Linked DNA regions of Homo sapiens: region 1 is linked to region 2. Evidence: read pairs that join two places in POLR2A ChIA-PET (ENCODE). Cell type or tissue: Panc1. All regions are shown on one strand. Each heading gives the region's core, and the rest is flanking DNA. Links, peaks and the distances in the headings are about the cores only. Region 1 overlaps PLEKHM2 (pleckstrin homology and RUN domain containing M2). Region 2 holds the start of UQCRHL (ubiquinol-cytochrome c reductase hinge protein like).

Region 1 (5,373 bases), core at 312-5,311, 120 kb before region 2:
ACAGTCTTGCTCTGTCACCCAGACTGGAGTGCAGTGGCATGATCTTGGTTCACTGCAACCCCCTCCTCCTGGGTTCAAGCAATTCTCGTGCCTCAACCTCCAAGTAGCTGGGATTACGGGCACAGACCACCACGCCCTGCTAATTTTTGTATTTTTAGTAGAGACAGGGTTTCACCATGTTGGCCAGGCTGGTCTCAAACTCCTGGTTTCCAGTAATACACCCACCTTGGCCTCCCAAAGTACAGTCGTGAGCCACTGCCTCCGGCTTCAGTGAGAGTCTTATACTACACTGCTGTTTCTTCAAGCTCCAACTTTTTCTTAAAAGGCCACATGGCAAATATTTTCAGGCCGTATAGTCTTTGTTGAAACTGCTCAGTTCTGCTCAAAAGCAACCAAATGTGTATGAGTGTGGCTTTGTTCCAATAAAACTTTATTTACAAAAATAGGTATCAGGCTGGTTTTAGCCCACAGGCAGTAGTTCGCATACGACGCATGTGTTCATATGAAAAAGTCCTTGCCAAGGTAGGCCAGGGATTACTTCCAGAGAAGTTGGTGCACCAGTGCTATAGTTAACCAAATCTCTATTGTAGCTGTGTTTTTGCACATTAGGCTTGTGGAGTGAATGTGGACACTTGTAAATCCCATCATGTGTCCCTGTATTCAGTTATTCAAAACTATTTAGTGAGCACCTTCCCTAGAACCTCACCATCATAGGCCCTAGGAAGGTTCATATGAACAGGCAGATGAGTATCTGCCCTCATGGAGCTGACATTCTAGAAGAAAAAGAAGGTGATAAATTCGTAGACAAATACAGAGATGATTTCAGATCATGGTAAGCATTATGAAGGCATTAAAGCAATGTGATAAAGAATTGGCAGGGAGGTTTGCTTTGGAGACGATCAGGGAAGATTCCCTAAGGCAATGACATTGCATCCTGCAAGGGACACTGAGTAGGATAAGAGAATGAAAAATGATTCTTTTTGTGTGTGTGTTTGTTTGAGACAGGGTTTCACTCTGTGGCCCAGGCTGGAGTACAGTGGCACCATCATGGCTCACTGTAGCCTTCAACTCCTGGGATCAAGCGATTCTCCCGCCTCAGCCACCTGAGTAGCTGGAACTACAGACATATGCCACCACGTCCAGCTAATTTTTAATTTTTTAGTGTGGAGACAAGGTCTCACTATGTTGCCCAGGTTGGTCTCGAACTCCTGAGCTCAGGTGATCCTCCCACCTCGGCCTGCATAAGTGCTAAGATTACAGGCATGAGCCACTGCACTTGGCCGTAAAATTATTCTAAGAAAATAGTTGTTTTTAAAAACACACAAATAGCTCAGAAGTACATAAAATGAAAAGTAATTGCCCCTGTTCTCCTACCCTTTAAAAGGGATAAATGAATTGTAATAGGGTAACCATCTCTCAGTTCCTGGGTCCTGACAACCTTCTCTCGCCTCAGTCTCCCACCCACTTCGGTTTGGGCAGACAGTGCCTCACCGGCGTCGGCTCTGAGTGAAGTTCTATTTCTGGCCAGGCACACTGCCTTGAGCAGGAGTCTCCCAGTCCCTAGTCGGGATCGGGATTTACTGGCGCTGGTGAATGAGCCACAGCTGTTGTTCAGCCCAGCCTGTCTGTGCAGTTGAAAAGGCTGCCTTGCATGGTGAACTTTTTCTCATTTTTCTACTCCTGAGATAGGTTAGATCTGCAAGTACAAAAAAATTAGCTGGGGGCGGGGAGGCGAGGCAGTGGGCATAGTGGCTCACAACTATAATCCCAGCACTTTGCGGGGCTGAGGTGGGAGGATCACTTGAGTCCAGGAATTCAAGACCAGCCTGTGCAACATAATGAGACCCTGTGTCTTCAAAAATAAAAATAAAAAATTAGGTGGACATGGTGGCACATGCCTATAGTCCCAGCTACTCAGGAGGCTGAGGCAGGAGGGTCACTTGAGCCCAGAAGTTCGAGGCTGCAGTGAGCCAGGATCATGCCATTACACTCCAGCCTGGGTGACAGAGTGAGACCCTGTCTCGGCGGGGGAAAAAAAAAATTAGCTGGGGTAGCTCATTCCTGGAGAGGGACTGGTAGGTAGGTAGATGTAAAAATTGTATTGACTATTTGGTTTAGATCAATAGTTTTGTTCTCTGTGGCTTTACAGAAAAACTCATAAGAGTTTTAAATGTTCTCAAAATCCCTAAGGACCTGAGTCACCAGGACAAAGATTTACATAAAATAGTATCTACACACACGTTACAAACTGAAGTGTTAAGGGTCAGTGTGCCTTCTGCCTGCTCCTCTTCCTCCTTTTCCTAAATTCTCAGTAGCTATTTCCCTTCTTTCCTCTCTCCCAGAGTAAAGGCTGTCTGGTGAGGGCGGGGAGGGACCTGAAGGTCCCTAACCCGGAAACCATGTCGTGCACAGAGGGATCCTGACCCCATGAGTAACTCCACCCAGGCTCAGGAGGAGATACTAGTGGAGAAGTGATAACTGCTTTTTCTGAGCCCTGCCCATTCACTTTTTTCGTTTTTTGGTTTTTTTGTAGAGACTGAGTCTCCCTGTGTTGCTAAGGCTGGTCTTGAACTCCTGGCCTCAAGCCTTCCTCTCACTCCAGCCTCCCAAAGTGTGGGGTTACAGGTGCAAGCCACTGTGTCCATGCCCCATTCACTTTTTCTTTTTTTAATGGAGTTTTGCTCTTGTTACTCAGGCTGGAGCACGGTGGCACGATCTCGGCTCACTGCAACCTCCTTCTCCCTGGTTCAAGTGATTCTCCTGCCTCAGCCTCCCAAGTAGCTGGGATTATAGGCATGCACCACCATGCCCAGATAATTTTGTATTTTTAGTAGAGATGGGGTTTCACCATGTTGGTCAGGCTGGTCTTGAACTCCTGACCTCAAGTGATCCACCTGCCTTGGCCTCCCAAAGTGCTGGGATTATAGGCGCGAGCCACCGTGCCTAGCCACACTTTTTTTTTTTTTTTTGAGACAAAGTCTCTCTCCGTTGCCCAGGCTGTAGGGCAGTGGCGCAATCTCGGCTCACTGCAACCTCCACCTCCTGGGTTCAAGAGATTCTCCTGCCTCAGCCTCCTGAGTAGCTAGGATTACAGGTGCCCACCACCACACCTGGCTAATTTGTGTATTTTTAGTAGGGATGGGGTTTCACCATGTTGGTCAGGCTGGTCTTGAACTCCTGGTCTCAAGTGATCCGCCCGCCTTGGCCTCCCAAAGTGCTGGGATTACAGGCATGAGCCATCTCACCCGGACCCATGCCCGTTCACTTTTAAGATATGGTTCTCCTTTTACGAAATGCTTCTCTGACGTCAGGTTTCTGTTGGAAACCTTGTGACACTGTGTGGTCCTTTCCATCCCATCACAGAACAACCTGGGCTCGCTCTCTCCATGGTTTGGCCATGGCTTAGGCCTATCCAGATTGAAAGGCCCTGTGTGATGATTTGAGGCCAGGCAGAAACTCACTGGGGTTTAACAGAAACAGGTCACCATCTGGCAGCAACAGGCTGTTCAGACGGGGCTGACTGTCTGTGGTCATTCTGCCATTATGGCTAACACTCCGGAGCTTCAGATGGAGCAGTGGTCTCCCTCAGAACTCATCCAGCTGGAGCCCAGTGTGAAAAGAAATTCCCAGCAAAACTAAAATTCTGCTGCCAGCTGACACAAATGTTAGGTCTGGAAACATTGAGTAAGAGGCAGAGTGGTCCACACAAGCCTTAATGTGGAAAGGCAAGAGCTGGTGTTCAGTTCGTGACAGTTGTGGGGAGAAGAAGGTTGGCATTTGCAGGGATTGTGGGGCTCCTGGCTGGGTCATTCCTACCTCAGGAGTCTCCAGTGCCCATCTCAGGCATCAGGATTCACCACCACGGCAGGAGTGTGTTGCTGCTGGAGCTGGCAGTGCCCTTCTGTCCAACGGAAGCAGTAGAGCTTTTCTCATGACAGAAAGCTCTCTGGGTTGCCACCTCTGCTGATAAAACAGGTTTCTTGGCCAGGTGTGGTGGCTCATGTCTGTAATCCCAGCACTTTGGGAGACCCAGGCGGGCAGATCACGAGATCAGGAGTTCGAGACCAGCTTGACCAACATGGTGAAACCCCGTCTCTACTAAAAATACAAAAATTAACTGGGCATGGTGGCACATGCATGTAATCCCATCTCAGGAGGCTGAGGCAGGAGAATCGCTTGAACCCAGGAGGTGGAGGTCGCAGTGAGCCAAGATCGCGCCACTGTACTCTAGCCTGAGCGACAGAGCGAGACTCCATCTCAAAAAAAAAACACAAAAAACAAACAAACAAACAAAAAAACAGGTTTCTAAGCCTGGGATCTGGGAACTGCCATGCAATAGAGAATGAGCAACTCTGGGCCCCGAGCTCTCCTCCTTGAGGGTCTAAACCAGGCAGCAGGGCCGGTTGGTTTGGGTGAAGTCTCCTTTCCAGCCCTATCCTCCTTGGTGTTGCTCATTCCAGGTGCAAACATCCTAGAACTTCCATTTGAGGCAGGTGAATAAGGATGATTTCTGGGAGAGTCCTTTCCGCGGGAGATTAAAGTTTAGGCCATTGATCTATCCGTTATTGAAACCATCCAGGGTCCTGAGAGCTTCTCCTAACCTCTTGCCAGTGAAGCAGGTGGCCCTCTACACAGATATTCTCCTCCATGCTGTGTATTTTGTTTTGTTTTTTTTTTTTGTTTTTTGAGACAGAGTCTCACTCTGTTGCCCAGGCTGGAGGGCAGTGGTGTGATTTCTGCTCACTGCAACCTTCACCTCCTGGGTTCAAGTGATTCTCCTGCCTCAGCCTCCCAAGTAGCTGGGATTACAGGCAGGCACCACCATGTTGGGCTAGTTTTTGTATTTTTAGTAGAGACGGGGTTTCATCATATTGGCCAGGCTGGTCTTGAACTTCTGACATCAAGTGATCCACCTGCCTTGGCCTCCCAAAGTCCTGGGCTTATAGGCATGAGCCACCGCACCTGGCCTCATGCTGTGTACTTGTAATTTATCTTTTCCTCCTTTGCCATAAGTGTCTACAAACATTGCACAAATACATAAGGAAGAAGGTATTAGTTTCTTATAATTCCCTTCCTCCCCAGATAACTGTATTTAACAGTTGGAACTAACAGATTCTGAGAAACCCAATATTATGCGAGTACAAGGAAGGAACTGATGCGTGCTTGAAATACACAAAAATCTCCAAACTTAATTTTTGAGGGTAATCAACCTTCATTGTTCACACTTTTGCTCCAAGTTGTTTTTGGTGTTCACAGACTGCTGAGGCATGAGAGTCCTGAACATGTTGAGAGGAAGGGGAGTAATAAAACCACATGAATCCTTAACATTTAGTTTATTCGGCACCTGTTACATGCCAGGCCCTACAGTTGGCA
Region 2 (5,373 bases), core at 131-5,130:
AAACAACAACAAAAAAAAACTCCCTTAAGGTGATGCTCCTGCGGCCAGAGTTGAGAGCCTCTTTTTTCTTTTCTTTTTTTTTTTTTTTTGCTCTCTGTTGCCCAGGCTGGAGTGCAGTGGCACAATCTCAGCTCACTGCAAGCTCCGCCTCCTGCGTTCACGCCATTCTCTTGCCTCAACCTCCCGAGTAGCTGGGACTACAGGCACCCACCACCACACCCGGCTAATTTTTTGTATTTTTAGTAGAGACGGGGTTTCACCGTGTTAGCCAGGATGGTCTCGATCTCCTGACCTCGTGATCTGCCCGCCTCGGACTCCCAAAGTGCTGAGATTACAGGCATGAGCCACCGTGCCCAGCCTGAGATTCTGTTTTAAGATGGCTTTTGATTTATTTTGATGGAGGTAATGTATCAATTTTTTTCCTTTATGGTCTTTATTTATTTATTTATTTATTGAGGCGGGGTCTCATTCTGTCACCCAGGTTGGAGTGCAGTAGCGAGATTTCTGCTCAATCGATCCTCCCACCTCACCCTCCTGGGTAGCTGGGATCACAGGCACATGCCACCGCACCCAGCTAATTTTTTGTATTTTTGGTAGAGACAGGGTTTCATGTTGCTCAGGTGATCCTCCTGCCTTAGACTCCCAAAGTGCTGGGATTACAGGCATGAGCCATCAAGCCCGGCCTGCATTTCCTTTTATCTTAAGAAACTTCTCTTCGGTTGGGCGAGGTGGTTCATGCCTGTAATCCCAGCATTTGGGAGGTTGAGGCAGGCGGGTCACCTGAGGTCAGGAGTTGGAGACCAGCCTGGCCAACATGGTGAAACCCCGTCTTTACTAAAAATACAAAAATTAGCAGGGCAAGGTGGCGGGCGCCTGTAGTCTCGGCTACTCGGGAGGCTGAGGCAGGAGAATCACTTGAACGCAGCAGGCAGAGGTTGCAGTGAGCCGAGGAGACGCCACTGCACTCCAGCCTGGGTGACAGAGTGAGACTCCATCTCATAAAAAAAAAAAGAAACTTCTCTTGTCTGTTTGTGGCTCGTACCCATAATCCCAACACTTTGAGAGGCTAAGGCAGGCGGATCATCTGAGCCCAGGAGTTTGAGACCAGCCTGGGCAACATAGCAAGACTTCATCTCAGAAAAAATTAAAAATGAATAAGTAAATTGTTTAAAAAAAGAAAAAAAAAATTTTTTTTGAGACAGAGTATTGCTATGTCACCCAGACTGGAGTGCAGTGGCATAATCTCAGCTCACTGCAACCTCCACCTCCTGGCGTCAAGGGATTCTCCTGCCTCAGCCTCCCACGTAGCTGTGATTACAGGCATGTACCACCACACCCGGCTAATTTTTTTTTTTTTTTGCAGATCACAGAACTTTTATTTAGATGGAATCACTGCGAATTACATAGAAGCTACCAGCCTAAGCCAAAACCCACGAGGTTCATGTGAACTTACAGTTACACAAATAAGAAACAAATGGTACATCCGAAACCATAAGGAAATATTCTGATGCCCAGATGATGAAGGCTGGGGTGAATTAAGTCCACACATTTATTTCAAGTTGTTAAAGAGTTTGTGGGCCACGCAATGGTCCTTTGCATGCAAGAAGTCAAAGAGCTCCTCCGTGCAATCCTCTTCTGTATGTGATCGAGAGGATACATGCTCATCATAGAGCTCTAGCCGCTCCCGGGCCTTTACACATTTCTCCAACTGCTCGCATTGCTCTCTCACTGTTGTTAGGGGATCCACTAATTCCTCCTCTTCCTCTTCCTCCTCCTCAGGATCTCCGGATTCGGTAAGCATCTTTTGCTCGTCCTCCAGTCCCATGTCTGGCTACGGTTCTAGATTTAACACGAGCAGCAACAGCGGCACCTCAATTTTTGTATTTTTAGTAGAGATGGGGTTTCACCATGTTGGCCAGGCTGGTCTCAAACTCTTGGCCACAGGTGCTCCGCCACTGAAAGTGCTGGGATTACAGGTGTGAGCCACCGTTCCCGGCCAGAAACTTCTCTTTATCCTGAGCTCTTAACAATCATCTCCTATAATTTCCTGAAAGTATTAAAGTGTCACTTTCAGCTGGGCGAGGTGGCTCAAGCCTGTAGTCCCAGCACTTTGGGAGGCCGAGGAGGGCGGATCACTTGAATCCAGAAGTTCAAGATCAGGCTGGGCAACATGGTGAAACCGCATCTCTACCAAAAATACAAAAATTAGTCAGGTGTGGTGGTGGGCCCCTGTAGTCCCAGCTATTTGGGAGGCTGATGTGGGAGGATAGTTTGAGCCTGGGAGGCAGAGATCACAGTGAGCAGAGATCATGTCACTGTACTCCAGTCTGGGTGACAGAGAGAGACCCTGTCTTAAAATAAAATAAAATAAAAAATAAAGTGTTGCTTTCATATTTAATATCTTGACTTTTTTTTTTTTTTTGAGCTGGAGTCTCGCTCTGTCACCTGGCTGGAGAGCAGTGGTGCGATCTTGGCTCACTGCAACCTCTACCTCCCAGGTTCAAGCGATCCTCCTGTCTCAGCCTCCCAAGTTTGCTCACTAGTTCATCCTTTGCCCCCAGTCAGCAAAGTCATGTGTGTGGTGCCTCAAGTTTCCGTAGTGGTGTGGATCTGCAGTGGGGCTGCTTTTCCTGACCTATTGGCCAGGCTTACCTTTCTGTAATTAATTGTTTGTTTGTTTTTTGAGACAGAGTCTTGCTCTGTCACCCCGGCTGGAGTTTAGTGGCGTGTTCTCGGCTCACTGCAACCTCCACCTTCCAGACTCAAGCGATTCTTGTGCCTCACCCTTCCGAGTACCTGAGACTACAGGCATGCGCCACCACGCCCAGCTAATGTTTTGTATTTTTAGTAGATACAGGGTTTCACCATGTTTGACCAGGCTGGTCTCAAACTCCTGAGCTCAGGCAATCTGCCCGCCTTGGCCTCCCAAAGTGCCAGGATTACAGGCGTGAGGCACTGCACCTGGCCACCTTTCTGTAATTAATACTGATAGTTTGTGTAATACATTTTATTTTTCCATGGAAAACACGCACACACACACGCACGCACACTACTGTCAAGAAAAACTCTGAGGCTCATTCACCCAGATTTGTGATTGTTAACTGGTGTTAAAATGATGTCACCTGGAGGCTTTTTTGAATTTATCAGGACTCACACTTAATGCAAAAGGAAGAAAGCTCTCTCAGGTGAGACAGCCATGGAGTGGGAGGGTGCAGGAGGAGGCCAACATCATCAGCAAGGATCCCCTGCAAACATGCCGCCCAGGAGGCAAGGCCTGTTTGGCATGTAGACCAGTCCTAGTCCACAGGTAAACATTCCATGCACTGGGGCAGAGGGGACTTGAGGAATTTATTTACTTCTTTATTGGATGGAGGAGGGTGGTGAGGGAAGAATGGGAAGTATTTGGTTCACCCCTGCCATTTATCCTGGGATTCCTGGCATCTGAGGAATCTGCATCCATACTGATTTGTTGACTCTGATTCTTTCTGTTTTTGTTTTGTTTTGTTTTTGAGACAGAGTCTCACTCTGTTGCCCAGGCTGGAGTGCAGTGGCACGATCTCCGCTCACTGCAACCTCTGCCTCCCGGATTCAAGTGATTCTCCTACCTTAGCCTCCCGAGTAGCTGGAATTACAGGCATGCACCACCATGCCCGGCTAATTTTTGTATTTTTAGTAAAGACGGGGTTTTGCCATGTTGTCCAGGCTGGTCTGGAATTCCTGACCTCAAGTGATCCACCCGCCTCGGCCTCCCAAAGTGCTGGGATTATAGGCGTGAGCCACCGCACCTGACTGACCCTGATTCTTTCTCCAGGGCCAAAATCGGCCTTTGCACAACAGAGGGTTTTTTTAATTTAATTTTTTTTTTTTTGAGACAAGGTCTTGCTGTGTCACACAGGCTGGAGTGCAGTGGCACAATCATGGCTCAAGTGATCCTCCCACCTCGGTCTCCCGAGTAGCTGGGACTAGAGGTACATACCACCACACCTCGCTAATTAAAAGAAAATATTTTTAGCAACGGGGATCTCACTATGTTGTCCAGGCTGGTCTCAAACTCCTGGGATCAAGTGAACCTCCTATTTCAGCCTCTCAAAGTGCTGGGATCATAGTCATGAGCCACTGCACCTGGCTTGGTTTTTAGACACGTGACTGTTTAGTGAAAACACGGCACTAGGCTTTTTGAAGCTAAATGACCTGGGTTTGAATGCTAGCTTTGCCAACCTTAATGACTTAGTTTAAATCTCAGTTTCCTCCCTAATGTGAGGATAACACTGCCTGCATCAAAGAGTTCTAACAAGCTGAAGTATTGGAAAGGGCTTTGTTAGCTGCAATGCTCCTGCCAAATGTTCTTCATAGCCTTTCCTAAGAGGAGGAAAAAAGAGAGATTTAAGTTTTGTAATTTGGTTGCCCTAAATAACAATGGGCAAGAGCTAAATCACAAGGCATAAGTGGCAGTGGACACAAGTTCGTTGGAAACATTCCCCAACATTTTTAGCCAAAAAGTTGTTCAGTTCTCTGTGTTCTCCCTCTTCTGCAACCTACACCCAGCCAAGGGCTGACTCAGTTTTAAGGGAGAAGTAGCATGAATTCAACAACATTGCATTCAGCATCCTCTATTCCTGCACTGAGCCTCTATTCTTTAGGTAAGGAGAGCCCCAGAATGAGAGGTCTTCAAAAGATGAAATCAGAAGTTGTCAGAGGCTGGGTGTGGTGGCTAACACTTGTAATCCCAGCACTCTGGGAGGCTGAGGCAGGTGGATCACTTGAGCGCGGGAATTTGAGACCAGCTTGGGCAACACGGTGAAACCCTGTCTCTATGAAAAATACAAAAATTAGCTGGGTGTGGTGGCATGCACCTGTAGTCTCAGCTGCTCGGGAGGCTGAGGTGAGAGGATCGCTTGAGTAGGGGAAGCAGAGGTTGCAGTGAGCCAAGAGTGAGTCACTGCACTCCAGCCTGGGTGACATAGCAAGACCCTATTTCAAAAGAAAAAAAAAGTTATCAGAGATTCATAAAGGGGATTCAGACATTAGGTGAGAAGTTTGGATGAGATAAACACTAAAATCTCTTCGAACTCCAAAATTCTATACAAAAGAGTTCCTCTCAAAGTGTATCATCTAGTGGGGAAGATAAAACCTGAACAGGCCGGGCCCGGTGGCTCATGCCTGTAATCCCAGCACTTTGGGAGGCTGAGGCAGGCAGATCACGAGGTCAGGAGATCGAGACCATCCTGGCTAACACGGTGAAACCCCATCTCCACTAAAAATACAAAAAATTAGCCGAGTGTGGTAGCGGGTGCCTGTAGTGCCAGGTACTCTGGAGGCTGAGGCAGAAGAATGGCGTGAACCTGGGAGGCGGAGCTTGCAGTGAGCCGAGAT

What was found. ChIA-PET counts read pairs that join two places held together with the same protein. Peaks named below come from ENCODE experiments on the same cell type or tissue, not always from the same donor. Only the 100,000 strongest peaks of a DNase experiment are listed, where the experiment ranks them.
Region 1: POLR2A ChIA-PET joins it to region 2 with 5 read pairs; 4 of 35 experiments call an interaction of 5 or more read pairs at or near these places.

Annotation. Positions count from the first base shown.
Region 1 is chr1:15,690,090-15,695,462 of GRCh38, forward strand. All of the region lies in intron 1 of PLEKHM2 (pleckstrin homology and RUN domain containing M2), which reads left to right. Among named protein-coding and RNA genes, the nearest start is that of PLEKHM2, 8.5 kb to the left of the region's middle. In Panc1, for the core only: no CTCF peak of the experiment used is centred there; no DNase peak of the experiment used is centred there.
Region 2 is chr1:15,805,825-15,811,197 of GRCh38, forward strand. It overlaps UQCRHL (ubiquinol-cytochrome c reductase hinge protein like), which reads right to left and starts at 1,825. Exons shown (of 1, transcript NM_001089591.2): 1 at 1,550-1,825. The coding sequence starts at 1,825. The coding sequence ends at 1,550. In Panc1, for the core only: no CTCF peak of the experiment used is centred there; no DNase peak of the experiment used is centred there; H3K27ac peaks cover 2,013 bases.